Linked DNA regions of Homo sapiens: region 1 is linked to region 2. Evidence: chromatin loops called from intact Hi-C (ENCODE). Cell type or tissue: PC-3. All regions are shown on one strand. Links, peaks and the distances in the headings refer to the core of each region. The heading gives the core; the rest is flanking DNA. Region 1 overlaps GLIS3 (GLIS family zinc finger 3). Region 2 has its middle 73 kb from the start of RFX3-DT.

What was found. A loop is a pair of places that touch in the nucleus more often than their neighbours do. Peaks named below come from ENCODE experiments on the same cell type or tissue, not always from the same donor. Only the 100,000 strongest peaks of a DNase experiment are listed, where the experiment ranks them.
Region 1: a loop joins it to region 2, with 3 times the contacts of the local background. A loop is called at or near these places in 6 of 110 quality-filtered maps.

The regions. Positions count from the first base shown.
Region 1 is chr9:3,854,055-3,862,400 of GRCh38, reverse strand. It overlaps GLIS3 (GLIS family zinc finger 3), which reads left to right. Exons shown (of 11, transcript NM_001042413.2): 9 at 6,217-6,392. Among named protein-coding and RNA genes, the nearest start is that of GLIS3-AS1, 40 kb to the left of the region's middle. In PC-3, for the core only: no CTCF peak of the experiment used is centred there; DNase peaks (open chromatin) are centred at 3,260 and 4,500; H3K27ac peaks cover 5,310 bases.
Region 2 is chr9:3,737,247-3,745,592 of GRCh38, reverse strand. No RefSeq gene overlaps it. Among named protein-coding and RNA genes, the nearest start is that of RFX3-DT, 73 kb to the right of the region's middle. In PC-3, for the core only: no CTCF peak of the experiment used is centred there; a DNase peak (open chromatin) is centred at 4,672; H3K4me3 peaks cover 788 bases; H3K27ac peaks cover 3,499 bases.

The DNA.
Region 1 (8,346 bases), core at 219-8,218, 120 kb before region 2:
TCAGGGCTGAGCAAGTTCACCAAAGCACACTGAGCAACACTTGCCATTGCTAGATTTCTTAAAGGTAGTATGTTGCTGACACGCTCTCCCACTAGCCCATGATAAAGATGAACATTTCAGATGCCCTCAGGAATCTTCTTCATTCCCCCCTCACCCCACCACTCATGATTGCTTTCCATCTCCGCTAGAGAAGTCCTTCTTACCTTTGTGACTTTAAGCAAATTATTTTACCTCGTTGGGCATTTGTTTTTTTCATCCAAATAAGATGGTGCTCCAGTGCCCTTTCCAACTAAAACATTCTATAATTGTATGAATTTGTGGACTCAGGATACTCCACTGGAAAACCCAGCACCAAGATATGAGACCTATACACAAGACCAACATTAACTACTTCTAGAACTAGAAAATCAGCCACATGAGTAAATGCTTCACTTTCTTTTTTAAATTTAATTTAAGTTAAGTTTAAGTTCTGGGATACATTTGCAGGATGTGCCGGTTTGTTACAGAAGTAAACATGTGCCATGGCGGTTTGCTGTGCCTATCAACCCATCACCTAAGTATTAAGCCCCGCATGCATTAGCTATTTTTCCTGATGCTCTCCCTCCCCTGCACCCACTAACAGGCCCCAGTGTGTGCTGTTCCCCTCCCTGTGTCCATGTGTTCTCATTGTTCAGCTCCCACTTATAAGTGAGAACATTCAGTGTTTGGTTTTATGTTCCTGCATTAGTTTGCTGAGGATAATGGCTTCCAGCTCCATCCATGTCCCTGCAAATTACATGATCTCATTCCTTTTTATGGGTGCATAGTATTTCATGGTGTATATGTACCACATTTTCTTTATCCGGTCTATCTTGATGGGCATTTGGATTGATTCCCTGTTTTTGCTATTGTGAATAGTGCTGCAATGAACGTACACATGCATGTATCTTTATATGATTTATATTCATTTGGGTATATAATGGAATTATATACCCAAAGTAATGGGATTTGGGTACATAATGGGATTTCTGGGTCAAATGGTATTTCTGGTTCTAGGTCTTTGAGGAATCACCACACGGCTTCTACAATTGTGTAACTAATTTACATTCCCTCCAATAATATAAAAAATGCCTCACTTTCTGTTGAGCCTTAGTGTTTATATCTGAATAGTCAAAGAAGGAAGGAGTCTTAAGATTTTCTAAGAACTCTATAGACGTTCTAATACATTGCTGGGACCACAGTCTTACACAGCTCTCGAACACAGGGATACATGTTAATGTCAGGGATGCCTTAAATGTACATTCAATCGATCATTCCATAAACATGTGTTGATCACCCGGAAGGCATCAGACTTTCATTGTATTAAGTACTTTGATATTCCTGACTTCTCAATTTAAAATTATTCCTAATCCACCCCGCCCTTTGCTGTCTCCATGTTTTTCTCCATAGCATTCATTTCCTCTAGCCCAGTAGATACATTGCTTACTAAATTTCTTCACTGCCTGTCTCCCCTTACTAAAATATACGTTCCACAAAGACAGAGATATGTGTCTTTTGTTGCTCTATCCCTAGTGCTTAGAACAATGCCACACATTTAGTGCTCAACAAAGACCCCTTGAATGAATAAATGTCACCATGGACTTTAGAACCTTCAGTGAAAGTTGAGATAACCTTTATTTTATGCTTGAAATTGATCCTGGGAAAAGGTGGGGAATTTACTTGTTTACCCAGCTAGTAACAGACAGACCCAGCATCCAAGCCCAGGTGGGTGTGACTTCTGGCCTGTCTGTCTTCTCCTTTGCCCATCTGCTTCTCCTGCCATTCCCACTTTTTCTGCACATGAACCTAAGCAGTTCTCAGTGTCTCAGGGTCTACGTGTCTCAGTTGGGAGCTACTGATATGAGAAACAATCTAAGTTTGAATGCTGTTGGGCCACCCCACTGCATGGCTGGGGAGTTCAATGATAACAGGGGGTTGGGGCTGAGCAAGCAATGGAGAAGGGCATAGAAGGGAAGGAGAGTGGCCAAGTAAATACCCCCAAATAATCAGACATTCTTTAAGATAGGTGGAGATACATATTTGCAGAAATGTTTTAAATGTTTCCTCATCCCCCAGAGGTTTTTTTTTTTTTTTTTTTTTTTTTTTTTTTGACAGAGTCTTGCTCTGTCACCCAGGCTGGAGTGCAGTGTCACTATCTCAGCTCATTGCAAGCTCCGCCTCCCGGATTCACGCCATTCTCCTGCCTCAGCCTCCTGAGTAGCTGTGACTACAGGCACCCACCACTACACCCGGCTAATATTTTGTATCTTTAGTAGAGACAGACTTTCACCGTGTTAGCCAGGATGGTCTCAATCTCCTGACGTCGTGATCCACCCGCCTCGGCCTCCCAAAGTGCTGGGATTACAGGCGTGAGCCACCACGCTTGGCCCCCCAGAGGATTTTTTATGAGGTTTTAAAATCTGTTCCCCTTCCCTTTCTTTTTTTCTTTTGCATGCCATTGCTCATGGTAGGGTTATACAAACTCCTCTACCAAATGAGTGGAAGTGTTTGACTCAGTTATCTGGTTAGCTTTTGTGCGATCTGTTTCTGGTAAGCAGTAATTTTTTTTTCTAGTCTGTTATGTGCCTATTTAACAGAGCAATCATCTATTGTTTCAAAGAAGTATAAAAGGCTAAAGAAGAGACTAATAAGCCATGTCCAGTGAAATCTCTGAAGTGTCAACTGCAGATCAGCAGCTAGAGAACAGGGTTGGACCTAGAAAAGATGTCAGAAGGTGTCTCTTCTGGCTCTTGGACACGCTGTAACTGAAGATGAATGGGAGTGATGTCATCTTGATCTGACATAATTGGGGAATAAGATACTCCATAAGAGGGAAAATGGCAAATAACTATAATTTATCCTCGGCATTACAATGTTTTGTTTATTTTAGCATCAAAAAAATTTAATTTACCTTCATTTGATTTAAAATAAAGTCTCAGTTAACTTTTGGGGACAGAATATTCAGAACATATTCATTTTGATGTGTGTGTGTGTGTGTGTGTGTGTGTGTGTGTGTGTGTGTGTGTGTGTGTTTCGAAGAAACAGGGTTGGAAAGTAGGTGCAGACACTTAGAAAATGGGGTTCTGAGTTCCCCATCCTGCCTCCAACAATAGTGAAAACAGTTTATTTTTGCTTAGTGAGCATCTAAGTATGTGTGTTTTCTGTTTGTTTGTTTGCTTTTGCACCAAATAAATAACCTCAGACTACTTGTTAGCTTGTTGAGTCACTCTCCTGGCATCTCTCTTGCTGAGAGAAGAGTTGTCCATTACTGTGTTTTGACATTCCCAGGGACCTTACCTCAAACAGGAAGACTCTCTCTTCATCTTCTCCATGCCTCTCCTGTCCTCTCACCCCTGATTTTAGTTTACTATTTCTACTCTACTATGAGCTGGTTAACAAGTAACTAACTTTATAAATATTAAATTTCAATTAATACATTTTGAAAGATTTTAAGTATGGTACTATGTGGTGTTTTTACACAGTAACAAAATGGATTCTATCTGCCGTACTTGAAAATCAATCCTATATATACACTTACTTCTTATGCTGGACTTTTTAGTGGTGGCTTCCTATCTACTTCCTTGTTCCTAGCAATTGTCTGGATAATTGTGATCACTTCTTGTCATATTTTATTTCTCTACATGTATAAAAGTTAACATTTTTGTACTATTTCTTTCCTTTTCAAATCAAAGCCTACTTTAAATGTGTATTTTACTTAGAATAGTTTATATTTAAATTTCTATTAATACTTTATATGGGGTGTCATACTATGTTTTGAAATTATATTAACTTTATATTGTATAAATTCATTTATTTGACTAACATAGAGGAAAATTCAGCCTGAATTAGGAAAAAGCAAAATCTTGAGTCAGTTGAAGCCATGATATTTTATTCCTTCATGTCCTTGAGATAGCAGTGCTAAAACCATGGTTTGTACCTATCATATTTTTTTCTTTATTCAATGATATTATTATACTGGGTAATATTTGGTAGTCAAGAGAGCATGGCCCTGGTTTGGAACTTCCATGGATGAGTACATAAGAATGATTTTAATCAGCATATAATTATATAGAATCATATATATATAGGATCTAGATATAGATCTACTTGCTGACTTGCCCATTCACACATCTCTGTGTCCCATCAGTCCTCAACAGAAAGAGGATAGCAGATATTCCAGAAGAAGGGACTGGAAAACCATCTAGAGCAAGTTGCATCTTTGATTTACAACCTAGGAAACAGAATTGGGGAGCCGATCAAAGGATCTTGCTCCTTTGCCCCAGAAAACAAAACTGGGACACCAGCAATGACTGTTAAATAGTACCATAGGTTGCCTTGCAATTCAGATCCTTCCCGCCTCCATCTCTGGGGATCTTTAAGGACCAGGGGATTTGGGATTAGGTGTTAACCTGGATTCCTTCTGCCCCTAAAGTCTATGATCTCACAATTGCTCATCGCTCTCCCACAACCTCAGAGCAACTTGTAAGACACGTTAAAAACACGTTCCCCCAGAAAATAGCCTTCATATGAGGAATCCTGGCAAATGAGTTTTACTAGATGTTCTCAGGGCAGTGCCAGGATTTGTTTGCTGTGTTTTCTCTCAAGCTATTCAGCAGATCTTTTCAGGGTAATACCAGTTAAGATGATATGCTCAGAAAATGTGTATTTACTCAGCACGGTGCAGTCACTTACTATTCTCTTTCAGCAGAATGAAGATGTAAATGATCAATTAAACAGGCATCCCAACCCAGCTGGTTTGTTTAAGCTCCTCGCCTTGACTTCTTTTCCCTAGAGGTTAGCGAGTCCTACTCCTACTTTCTTGGTTCTTACATTCACTTTCTTCTATAGTCTCATCACACCTCACATGGGAAAAGCAAAAAGAACATGAGATTTTTGTCCCATGCTTTCTTACTGCTACAGTACAAACATAGAAACTCTGCCTTATTAAATATTCTGGTTCAGAATGTTTCCAATCACTTTATAAGCTTGACTAGTTCATCTTCCCTTTTTATCATCTATGGCCCTCCACAAAAGCCCAGCAAAGTTAAAGCAATTTGTTCCTGTGAAATAAGCAATGTAAGCAGATGGTGACCTATACGTGTTACTGCAAAACAAAGCCTGTCTTTCTACACAGTGTAAGGAACAGCTGATTAAAAGTTTTCAGCTTACTGGGACTTTTTGAGGAAACTAAACAATTCATTTGCTGCTTCATTTTACTGCATTGACAGACTTCCTGCTCCTTTCTCCCCTATATTCTGTCAGTCCCCTACTGAACTGGCACCTGGAGGATCATTTTGATATTTGATAGACATTGCCAAACTGTAACATTGTTCTAACAATTACATCTTGCCTTCAATGTTAGAAAGCATAAACTGTCATTTTAAACATAGTGAGTCAGGTCTTTCCAATTTTCCTTCACAATTGGAAGATCAATGTACAATCATCCATTTCATATCCCAGGTTTCTTGACAACATCTCCTTATTTAAACATCAACATGTCCCCCACCCCAGAAACCACCAATAGTCTTACTGTGATTGGCGCATGTGACTCCTACATCATCTTCCTATCATACCCTCAGGAACACTCTTTGCCAAGCACGGAGCCCACGCAGATTTCGTGGGTTGTGGGTTTCAAGCCATACTTGACCTTCGAGGTTTAAGTTAATTCATTCTTGGCAAAAGCAAATGCATTGTTCAAAGAGAATAGGATTAGAGAGGCTCATAATAAAGACTTGTAACAACACTTCTTGGACCTCAGATATATCTTACAAAACAAACAAAATGTTTGTGAGCTAAGTGTAAATGATTCAGAAACATACGGATCAAATTTCCCCTTAAATGCAAATAGATTTTAAAAATTAGCAGAAAAAGGGCTTGGCAAAAGATGTACTTTGAATTTCACCAAACATAGTGTATTTGAAATGCAGCTTAGAAATCTTGAGAAACCCAAACTGTGAGTAGGTTTTCCCTTTATTGTACTTGTTTATTCCCTCTGTATCTCAGTTGAGAACTCAGTGGTTAAATGGCAGTGGGGAGGGAGAGAGGGTAGAGAAAAATCCTGAAAGATTTTTTTTTAAAAGGCTTGTTGTCACGCTCTTGTATAGCCAGAATGGGAGGTGAGAATTTGGCTTTGGAGAGTTTGTCTTTGTTCCTGCTGTTTTATGTCCCTCATGTTTCCTTTTATAATTGTTTTCTCAGGTTTGCACCTTCTGCTCCATCTCCTCACCACATCAGCCCCCGGAGAGTTCCAGCTCCTTCTTCAATACTGCAAAGAACACAGCCTCCCTATACCCAGCAGCCATCAGGTTCACACCTGAAGTCCTATCAGCCAGAAACAAACTCTTCTTTTCAACCAAATGGTATCCATGTCCATGGTAAGCAAGAAGCTGGCAGTCCCTTGAGTTTTGAAAAGTGACATTGTGCTGTTGCTTTTCATCTTAGTTACCTGTCGTGGATTTCAGATGCTCTGTTCTACACCAGGCTTAGGCTTTCATGACTTGCCTCTAAAATTTCACACTTGATAGGCATGAAATCCTATGGTATTTTCCTGACTTTGGCCTGATGATGGTATGATTTATGACACATCGCACTGGTCAGCTCAAGTTGCTGGTTTTTTCATTGGCCAGGGCTCTAACACCAGCAATAGCATCCTGTTTCTAAACAATAGACAGCCCATGGAGAAAGAAATGACAGGAGTTCTTGTGCCCAAGCATGCCTCTGCTCTGCTAGGTTTTTGCTCTCATTCTCATAGGTCCACATCCTCTCCGTCCTTCAAGGCGCAGGTGGAATGACACCTCCTCTCTGAAGCCCTTCCTGATCCCCCAGCTGATGTCATCTCTCCAGGCTCTAAACTCTGATTTTATATCGCCTGTCTTTCTCTGGTAGTATTTATGCTTCCTCTACCTTGTGTTTTACTTATCTGTGAATAAAACATACTTTCACTATTAATGTGCAGACTTCTTTGTGAGCATTTTCTGACCCATCAGAAAATTATATCTTTTAGGGAACTTAACACAGCTCTTCACAAGTGGCAAAGAGACAGATACTTGTTAGGTGAATGGAGGATGAAAAGGAGAAAAGGAAAGCAAGAGAAATGGTAATGATTGTCTAAATGTGCAGATCTTGTGTTTAATGGGGAATATGCATAGAGAACTAAGTCTTAGTTTCTTTTCTTTATTTAGACTCATTTTGCCATTTCAGGCACGTATCTTAGTGAGCATCCATAGAAAGTTGAATTGCCAAGTCATATAGATTTGAACTGTCACAGGCTTTTACTTCCTAGGGCAATCAGATCTGTATAAGCAGAAGAGATACTGTCCTTTTAGGCTGAATGTTTCAACTTCTGAAAAATACTACTGTCCTCTACCTGCCTCTTGCTGATGCCTGAATTTTCTCTGTATGAGTTATACTTGAAATTAATGGGTGATGTTCCCAAACAAACAAATCTAAATCAATATGCAAATTGAGTGTGAATAATTTTCTAAGATGGCAGAATCAACTAGTACTATGGAGCTAGGCTTGGATAAGAACATCAAAGTAGGCTGGGCATGGTGGCTCACGCCTGTAATCCCAGCACTTTGGGAGGCCGAGGCGGGTGGATCATGAGGTTAGGAGGTCGAGACCATCCTGGCTAACATGGTAAAACCCCATCTCTACTAAAAATACAAAAAAAAAAAAAATTAGCCAGGCGTGACGGCGGGCGCTTGTAGTCCCAGCTACTTGGGAGGCTGAGGCAGGAGAATAGCATGAACCCGGGAGGCGGAACTGGCAGTGAGCCAAGATCGCGTCACTGTACTCCAGCCAGGGTGACAGAGCGAGACTCTGTCTCAAAAAAAAAAAGAACATCAACGTAAAGGCCTGAACAGCAAAGACGAGGTGATATTAAAACAGCAGCCAGCTGTAGGAAGGAAGAGACCTTGAAAAACCAGAGCTATTGGTTCTGGCTCAAAGTTCCGTCCATCTCATCTCCCCACTTCCCCAGTGTAGCCACACAAACCCTCATCAGAATTTGTACTTGTACCATTCTGCAGGCCCATGGTCATTTTTACCTTCTGCTGGCTATACATTGTTTCTCAAGCTTTAGTTATGTATTTATTCAACCAAGAAATACTTCTTGAGTACCTACTGTGCACAAGACAAGGCATCAAGGCATGCAAAAGACAGTCAAATTGAGCCCTCTTCCCTCTGAGGAGGGCCTGCCAGTCCAGTCGAGGAGTTTATCTACTCTGAAAGAGAACCAGGTCCCCTGTGCCATGAAGCCATCCTCACCACTCCAGGCAGTAGATGCACAGCCTGAGTGTGGGCTATGTGAAGTGTAGAGTAGGCCAT
Region 2 (8,346 bases), core at 132-8,131:
TCTGGTCATTGAGCCTTTTTCTCATATTTTGGTAACTTATCATCTGTTGTGTTTTGCTTCTAAGATAGGACAGGTGCTCTCAGTAGGGGTAGAGGCGGCATTATGGAAACTTTTTGCTCAGGGCCCACTCATGTCTTTAAGGTTCAACTCAAATTCTAATTATTTTTTTAATATCTCTCAGATTACTCCAAAAAGTCTCTCTTTCCTACAGGTATTCCCATGGTGTTTTTAAAAATCTCTGATGTTTATTATCATACAATAGCCATCCCCAAGTTGATGGCTTAAAGGAAAAACATTTTCTTGCTCATTAGTCTGTGTGACAGGAATTTAAGCAGGGCTCAGCAGGGTTGGCTTATCTCTGCTCTGCGAGGTAATAGGTGGGGGTGACTCCACTGGGGTTGGAGGATCCAAGATATCTTGATCCCATGTCTGGTGCCTCAGCTGGAGAGGCTGGGATCTTTGGAGGATGGCAAAGTCTCACTTTCTAGAAGGGTAGTTCAACTTCTTTTCAGAGTAGCTCAAGGCTCCAACAGAGTAAAACTGGAAGTTCTTAGGTCTCTTAAGAACTAGGTACTGAACTGACATGATGGCACTTCCATGCCATCCTATGGGCCAAAACAAGTCACATGGGCAGCCTAGATTCAAAGAGAGGGGAAATGGATATGACATCTTGATGGAAGGTGTGCCATGCCCAGATAGGGAAGAATAAATTGATAGTGACCATCTTTGCTGACAGCCCACTACAAATTCCTTTGTGGCTCTGTGGTACTCTTGTTCCTAATATTCTCTTATTATTTGTCAGCCTACACTATCATTCTGTGAGCTTCTCAAAAGGCAAAGTCAAAGTCATATCCTTTGCAGTGTCCTGCCAACAACAGGGTCTCAAAGACTATTTGGATAAACAAACAGATTTGTATAGACTGGGGACAGAAAGTGGGGGAATATATTGCAGAGAGCATTGACTTTGGAATCAGATGATGTGGGTTCAATTCCCAAATTTTGCATATATCTGTGAGCTCTAAAAGTGCTTTTACTTTTTATTTCTGTTTCCTCAAGTGTAAATAGAGGTGATGCTACACAGCTCATAAAGTGACTGTTAACAGTGAACAAGTTATTGTTTGTAGAAGTGCCTCATCCATGGGGTAAGGTTGGGGAAATGAGTCTTGTTCTCAACTTTTGCTTAAATCCTCTCTGCTCTCCTCAAATGTTCAGACACATTTCAACATAGTTTTTGACACATTTGAGGGAAAAAGCTTTCTCAGTAAGTGGTTAAAAGTAGAATAATATTTTAAACACAACCCAGGATATAACCACATTAGAAATAAATGCTGTAATTGGCACTTAGCAGAGATGCTGAGGAAAGACACTGCGGCATTGTCATTAAGCCCTCAGGCACAAATGCACATGTGGATATCAAATTAAGTGTCCAGTTGTACCAATGGTCATTGTTTTTAGGAGTAGCTCTCATGTCCATTGCTGACGTATCTTTCAGAAAACTGTCTATGATCTGTCCATAGATTACCCTAGCAAACCATAACTAATGGACACACACTAGAGGACAAAAGAAGGAAGTAGGGAGATGCTTAATATAATGGCCTTGACATCATAAAGAGCAAAGAGCCATCTCTCCCTGACTAATTTTCAGTCAATCTCCTGTGCAAAACCAAGGACAAATAGCAGTTACTCACATTTCTTTAGTGTAGTAGTTCTCAACATTCTCAGTCCCAGCTCTCCCTCTAGAGAGTATATATTTTGTGTTGGCCCTTTCACTATTCTGAAATTTCCTTCATAGATAAAATAGTTTATCTACAAGCATAATTTCGAAAACACCCATATAATGCTTTAAGTGTACTACAAAGACAGTGAAGAGTAAGGTGATCTATAATCAAATAATATGTGTTTCAATATGTATATATGTAGGTACAACTACACTAAAGAGAATAATAAAGTAGTCAAATGCTTATATATACTTAAAATTTGTAAAGTTTGAAATTAAGATAATATTCAACTAGTATCACTCTAAATTTTTTACATGCTTAAAATAAGGGTAATATACATATATGTGTGTATTTATGCATGTATGTAGATGCATAGATATGTGTAGATATGAATATTTGTGTTTATATATAAACAAGTTCATAAATCACTGTGAATACTAGTTACAAACAAAAATTGAAACAGATGTGTTACATTTGTGACTCAGATACCACAAGAAGCATCAATGATGTAAATTACAAAATGACAAATAATCTTTGGAAAAGTTCTGAACAAAACTAAATTCTGTATTCTTTCAATTTACGTGGGAATTTTCATCTGGAAAATTCAGTGCATGTTACAATCATGCAAAACGACTTGCTGTTTATATGTTAAACCAAGTAAGGATCTACGCTTGGATTATCAAAAACAAGTTCTTCACTTACCAGAATGCCTAGCTTCTCAAATTGAAATAGTCTTGACTTTAGAAAATTCACTTGAGGCAGGACAATTCTTCATCATACAGGATTGTCTGCCCATTGCAAGGTATATAGCACCTCTGATCCCCACCAACGGAATGCTCCCTAAACCATGGGTGTCCAAAAGCATTTGTATTAGTCTGTTCTCACTATGCTAATAAGGACATACCTAAGACTGGGTAATTTACAAAGGAAAGAGGTTTTATGGACTTACAATTCCACATGGCTGGGGAGGCCTCAAAATCGTGGTGGAAGGCAAAGAAGCAACAGCAAATCTTACATGGCAGCAGGCAAGACAGGGAATGTACAGGGGAACTCCCCTTTATAAAATCATTGGCTCTCATGAGATGTATTCACCATCACAAGAACAGCATGATCATTTCAAACGGTGTTGAGGGACTATATTAAGGGCTGCAGAGCCAGCACTGCAGAGGTTAGGGTTTTCTGACTCACAGAGCAGGGATGTAGTTCTCTGTCCGGCTATGACTTCTGTCTTTTCCTCATCTGGTCTCTTCATTTTTGCCTACCTGCTGGAAATGGTTGGGGCTGCTCTGAGCTTACAGCAGTTGTTTAAGGGGGAAAAATGACTTGATTGCAAGATGCCTTGAGCTAATTACATGAATTACACCAGTTGATATAGGTTAAGTGCTTGGAATAGTGCCTCGCATGCAGAAAGTCCATAAAGTTAGCTTAATAAGTGTTAGCTATTACTACCAAAACATTTGAGAAAAGACATAGGTCTATGACAGTGATGGTGGAGATGGTGATAACTGGCTTTCTTGTGTGATCAAATTTAGTTTCAACATCTTTGTTTTGATCACCTACTATTTACAAGTCTCTGTACTAGGGCATTCTTTGAATAGAATCCAGTCTTTGCCCTGAAGGACCTTATTAGTGGTGTTGGGGAGAAGAGCTGAGGTGAGGGGGAATGAACAACACAAATAAAAGATATAGAAAGATAAATGTCTTGAGAGGCAGAAACACAGTATTATAAGGCATTAGGACTTCCAGCTTCTGCTAATAGCAGGGATCAAAAACAGGAAGAAATCACATTAATCTAGAAAGAAAGAAAAGTTGAGGTGACTCTGAATGATGGTATTTGAAAATGGAATTGAAGGAGAGACCCAGAAGGATTAAGAATTACAAGAGGAAATTGCTGCATCAACAAAACCACCAGGAGGTTTTGGGAACACATTCACCACTGGAATTAGAAATAGAGTCGCTGTTCCCAAACCTGCTAAACGTGAGGATCACCTGGGGAGCTTTAAAAATAGAGATTCCTAGGAGCCAGCCAGCCTTACTGAATCATAACCTCCAAGAGTAGGTCTAGAAACTTGTATTCTTTTATAAACTTCTCAAAGAAATTCTACTCATCAACCTAATGTGGTCCTCAGACCACCAGCGGCAGCTCCCGTAGGTATGTAGGAGATCCAGGCTCTCAGACCTACTGCAGCAGAAGCTCCGGGACTGGGGACCAGCAATCTGTGTTTTAAGAAGCCCTGCAGAGGATTCTGAAGCACGTTAAGTTTGTGCAGAGTAGAAAAATGTCTGTCGTCAACTGTCATCTTGGCAGTAAGGGAGTCAATGAATAAACGGGTGACAGAAAAGTGGAGACATGAGATATTGACACAACCTTTTACCACTTTTTTTCCTTCCCCTTGTCCCAGAAACTTTAGTAGTGAAGAGTATGGAAAAAAAAATAAGGTGGAGTTCTTCCTCTCCATTTAAATTATTGTAGTAACAACGCTAACATTAACAATGCTAGCTACTTCCAGTATATTTTTCTCCAAGTCTCATAACAACCTGAGAGGGAGGTTGATATTATCTCTATTCTACCCATGAGAAAACAGTCTCAGATATTTTAAATAATTTGCCCAAGGTCACACAGTTAATAATTAGCTGACCTGAGATGTGAATCTAAGGATTTTTCACACTATGCTGAGCCGCCTCTCCTCTGATCTTTCTGTGATCAGGACAGTAGATTTGGCAGGGAATTTAGAGACAAATACCAATCTCCTAATTTTGGACACCGAAATCTAAGGCCTAGACATGTAAAGTGAATTACCCCAAATTATTGGGCAGATGGGTGGCAGAGATAGGGTTGGAAGCCAGAGAGAGTGTCTATATTCCAGCCTAGGGCACTTCCCGATTGCCACGTTCAAGTTCATTCTCAAACTGCTGGGACACTTGTTACATAATGTTTAAATTTATGTAGGAATGTGACTAATCCACATTCTTTGGTATTTGATCAGATGTACAATATAAATGAGGCAAGCACGTAATTGAAAGACTCAAGAAGTGGGAAGGCTGAGGAGTCCTGTGATACAGAACAACAATGAAATGCAGGCTGCATGAATATTTTTCAAGCAGTTATGGCTATGAACTACGGTTTACTACCTCTGCCGAGATCAGTTCATATTACAGCTAAACAATTGCGGAGTTATGTGGCATCTATGTCTGACTAGTAGAGGATTTGGTAATTACTAATCTTCCTAATACCTTCATGTGTGAATCAAGCAAAAATTAAATATTTGCTGTATTCCTACCTGTCTCCAGACAACTGTCTGAGTTGTTCAGCAAAGCAGTGATCAAAGCAATCTGTTCATCATTTCAGATTTTCTCTTTTAAAAAGTCATTAAAGTTTATTTTTTTGCTAGAGAAAAGATAGCAAAGATAGCAATGAATAGAATTTCCTTTCTTAAGAAGCACCTGTCATTTGAAGAAGCACAAAGACCGTAAAAGGAAAATACATATTTTTAGTCATAGTTTTGTGTCCTTTTAATTATAATTATCTTAGAGCTCTGGTATGAAAAGATAGAACGTTTCACTAAAATAGATGAAACAGATCTTCTAAATGATGCTACTAAAAACTGTTTAATATATTATTATGTCTAGCTGGCTTTAAATGTCAGACAATAATCGCCAAAACTTTAAAATGTGGTGATCTTTAGGCTGCCTTTGACCTGAAATTTTAAAAGGCTAACAAGTGAGAATGATAAGATTATCGAAACAAATTTACAGACTTCAAGTTGAAGTCCTTGTGGGTCAAAGAATTTGCTGCAGCATGGATCCGCCATGTTCATGTTTACAGCTGGCACTGCTAGTAGCCTTTGCAATACCTATACCCCAATACCACCTCCTTTCTCTGCTTTCTTCTTCCAACAAGAATACTGTTTTTATTCAGGTGTGCTTCCTCCTGGGTATCGCCATATGGCAGAGGGTAGGTCTCGACTGGTGTCAGCTAATCACATCAGTCTTATCTAACTTGCCAGTAACTGGCTGAAGACCTGGTCAGGTAACAGGATTCTGGCCTTTGAAACATGAGGGCAAGGCTGTTGGGAGGATTTCTGGGAAAGGTATCTCCAATCTTTGAAAAAGATAAAGAGATGGCTCATTTTCTGCTTCTGGGTGTGGGACTACAAGCAGAGTCAGTCCAAGGAAAAGTGAACGTGTGGAGAAGAACAGAAGTAAGAGAGATATGGGGAACAGAACTTGGCCCTGATCCTGCTGTACCCAGAAATACCCTTTGTACTTCCTGCTTAGTGAGAAAGTGAATTAGTGAATTTCCTTATTGTCTGAAACACTGGTTTTCAAAGTTTAGCATTCATCAGAATCACCTGGAGGGCTGTTAAACCACAGATCACTGGGCTACACCACCAGAGTTTCTGATTCAGTAGATCCAGGGTAGAAGTGGAGAATTTGCATTTCTAACAGGGTCTCAGGTGATGCTGATGTTGCTGGTCCAGGGTTCATACTTTGATAATCACTGGCCCACAAGTCAATTGAGTTGAGTTTCAATTACTTGCAGCTGAAAGCATCCTAATTTATATGCCTAGGTGCTGAGAAACACATAAAGATGTAAAAGCCTTCTGCCTTCCCGGAAGTTTCAAGCCTGATTTATGTTAAGCTAACTGGGAAGAAGCATTCTATCCTGCCTTTCCTTTCCATTAATGATGACACTCTGTATACACACATTGATCAAAACCTTGAAACATAACATATTTCTAGAGTAAAGAACACAGGAGTTGGAGTCAGTCTTGGACTTAAATGAGAGCTCTACAATGCTGACTTTACTTGTAAATTACTTGGATCGTCCAGGTTTTCTGTTTATAAATGAAAACTAAGACCTTATTCTATAGACCTGATGGGGGGATTAAAAGAAATAGCATGCGAAATGCTTCTAACATAGCACCTGATATAGGGTAGGTGCTCGGTACACATATCCCATTTTTATTTATTTTTCTAACTTCCTAACTGAAATATAACATATAGGGTAAAAATGAATAAATTAGAAAGTCCTCATTATCTGAAACTTTGTTATCTAAAATCCTGTACTTAAAAGGTTTTATATGGAAACAAGCGTCTTCCTAATGCAAAAATATTTACTAATGAATTGCCCACTTATTAGTACCCATTCAAACATCCTTCCCTCTTAAAAAGTAGTAGCTATTTCTATACATCTGTCATAATATTTCTAGATGAGTCTCTACTAGATAGTAAAGTGTAAATATCTGGTAGTGAACTTGATTGCAAATTGAGGTTGCAAATCTTGCACATGGTACAAGATTTCATGAAGTTAATTAAAGTGCTATCAGAAAATTAATCATATCACACTGAATGTCCCTGACAAATGAGGGTCTGGCAGAAGTAGACCAGTGAAAATTTTGAAGTGAAACATCTGGAATTTTGATGCTAGGATCAGGTATTTAAGAGAATGATGTGGATACCAAAGGCCTAAGAGAAGCTCTTAGTAAAAGTGATGCACATTTTCAAATATCCTCCCCATGATCACGTAGCCAAAGACAAAAAGAAACAAAGAATGTCCTATTATTAAATCATATTATATTCTCATTTCAATGTCATTAAATTAAATAATCAGCACTTAACTCATTCTTGGCAAAAAAACCCTAATAAATAATGGATATTATAACCTAAATTACATTAAATATAAAATAAAATATGCTTTCACAATTTTAGTATCATTTTTCATGGTAAAATTCCACTCAAAACTTCCCCCTTACCATTCACTATAAAAACTTGGTCTCTGCTTTAAGTAGATTTGCTTTAAAATATTGAGGGAAACAGATATCAAGAGAGTAACGTGTTGTTTTGTATAATACCTAAATCCTGCTCAGGAGAAACTTCCAGTTACCTCCCAATATCTAGTCTTTTCTTCTCCAGTAGGAACAGAAATCTGAGTTTTAGCTGGGCCAGTGTTGTCCAGATAATAGCTACATTTCCTGGTCTTCTTTGAATTTATAGTCTGATGAGATGTAATACAAGTGTTTTGTGAGAGTTCTAGCAAAGCTACTTAAAAGTGGAGAGGTGTGCCTTTTTCTTTCCTTCCTTCTTCCTGCCATCCTGGAGTAGGCAGGAGCTCCAGCAGTCATCTTGGACCAAGAGGGGAAAACCACATACTGAGGATGGTGAAAAGGAAAAGTAGACATCTGTACCCTTGAAATCACCATGGAGTTTTCATACCAGTCCCCAAATACGTACCTTTGGATTTTGTTATATGACAAATAATTATTCTATCAAAACTCCTGTTATTTGGGGGTTTTCTGGTGTTTACAGCACAATTCTATCTCACATACCCTTTACCTTTTGCTGAAAATATATTACTAATTTTTGAAGTGCATGTTCACGCATTACTTTGGACTATTAGGGTAGGGGAAGTGGAGTAGTGACGTGTGGGGGTGGGGAAGGAAAAGTCTCAGGTTTGCTTCTAAGTAGACTTGCAAAAAGGAAGATAGTCATATTTAGTCATCTGATTTAGCTTTGAGTATAAATGTACTCAATAGGTTGCTTTTGTAGATTATTTGCATCTTATTTTGTTATCTTTAGTCCACCATGTTTGATTAAGTAAGAAGAGCCTTTGTGATTATCCAATGCA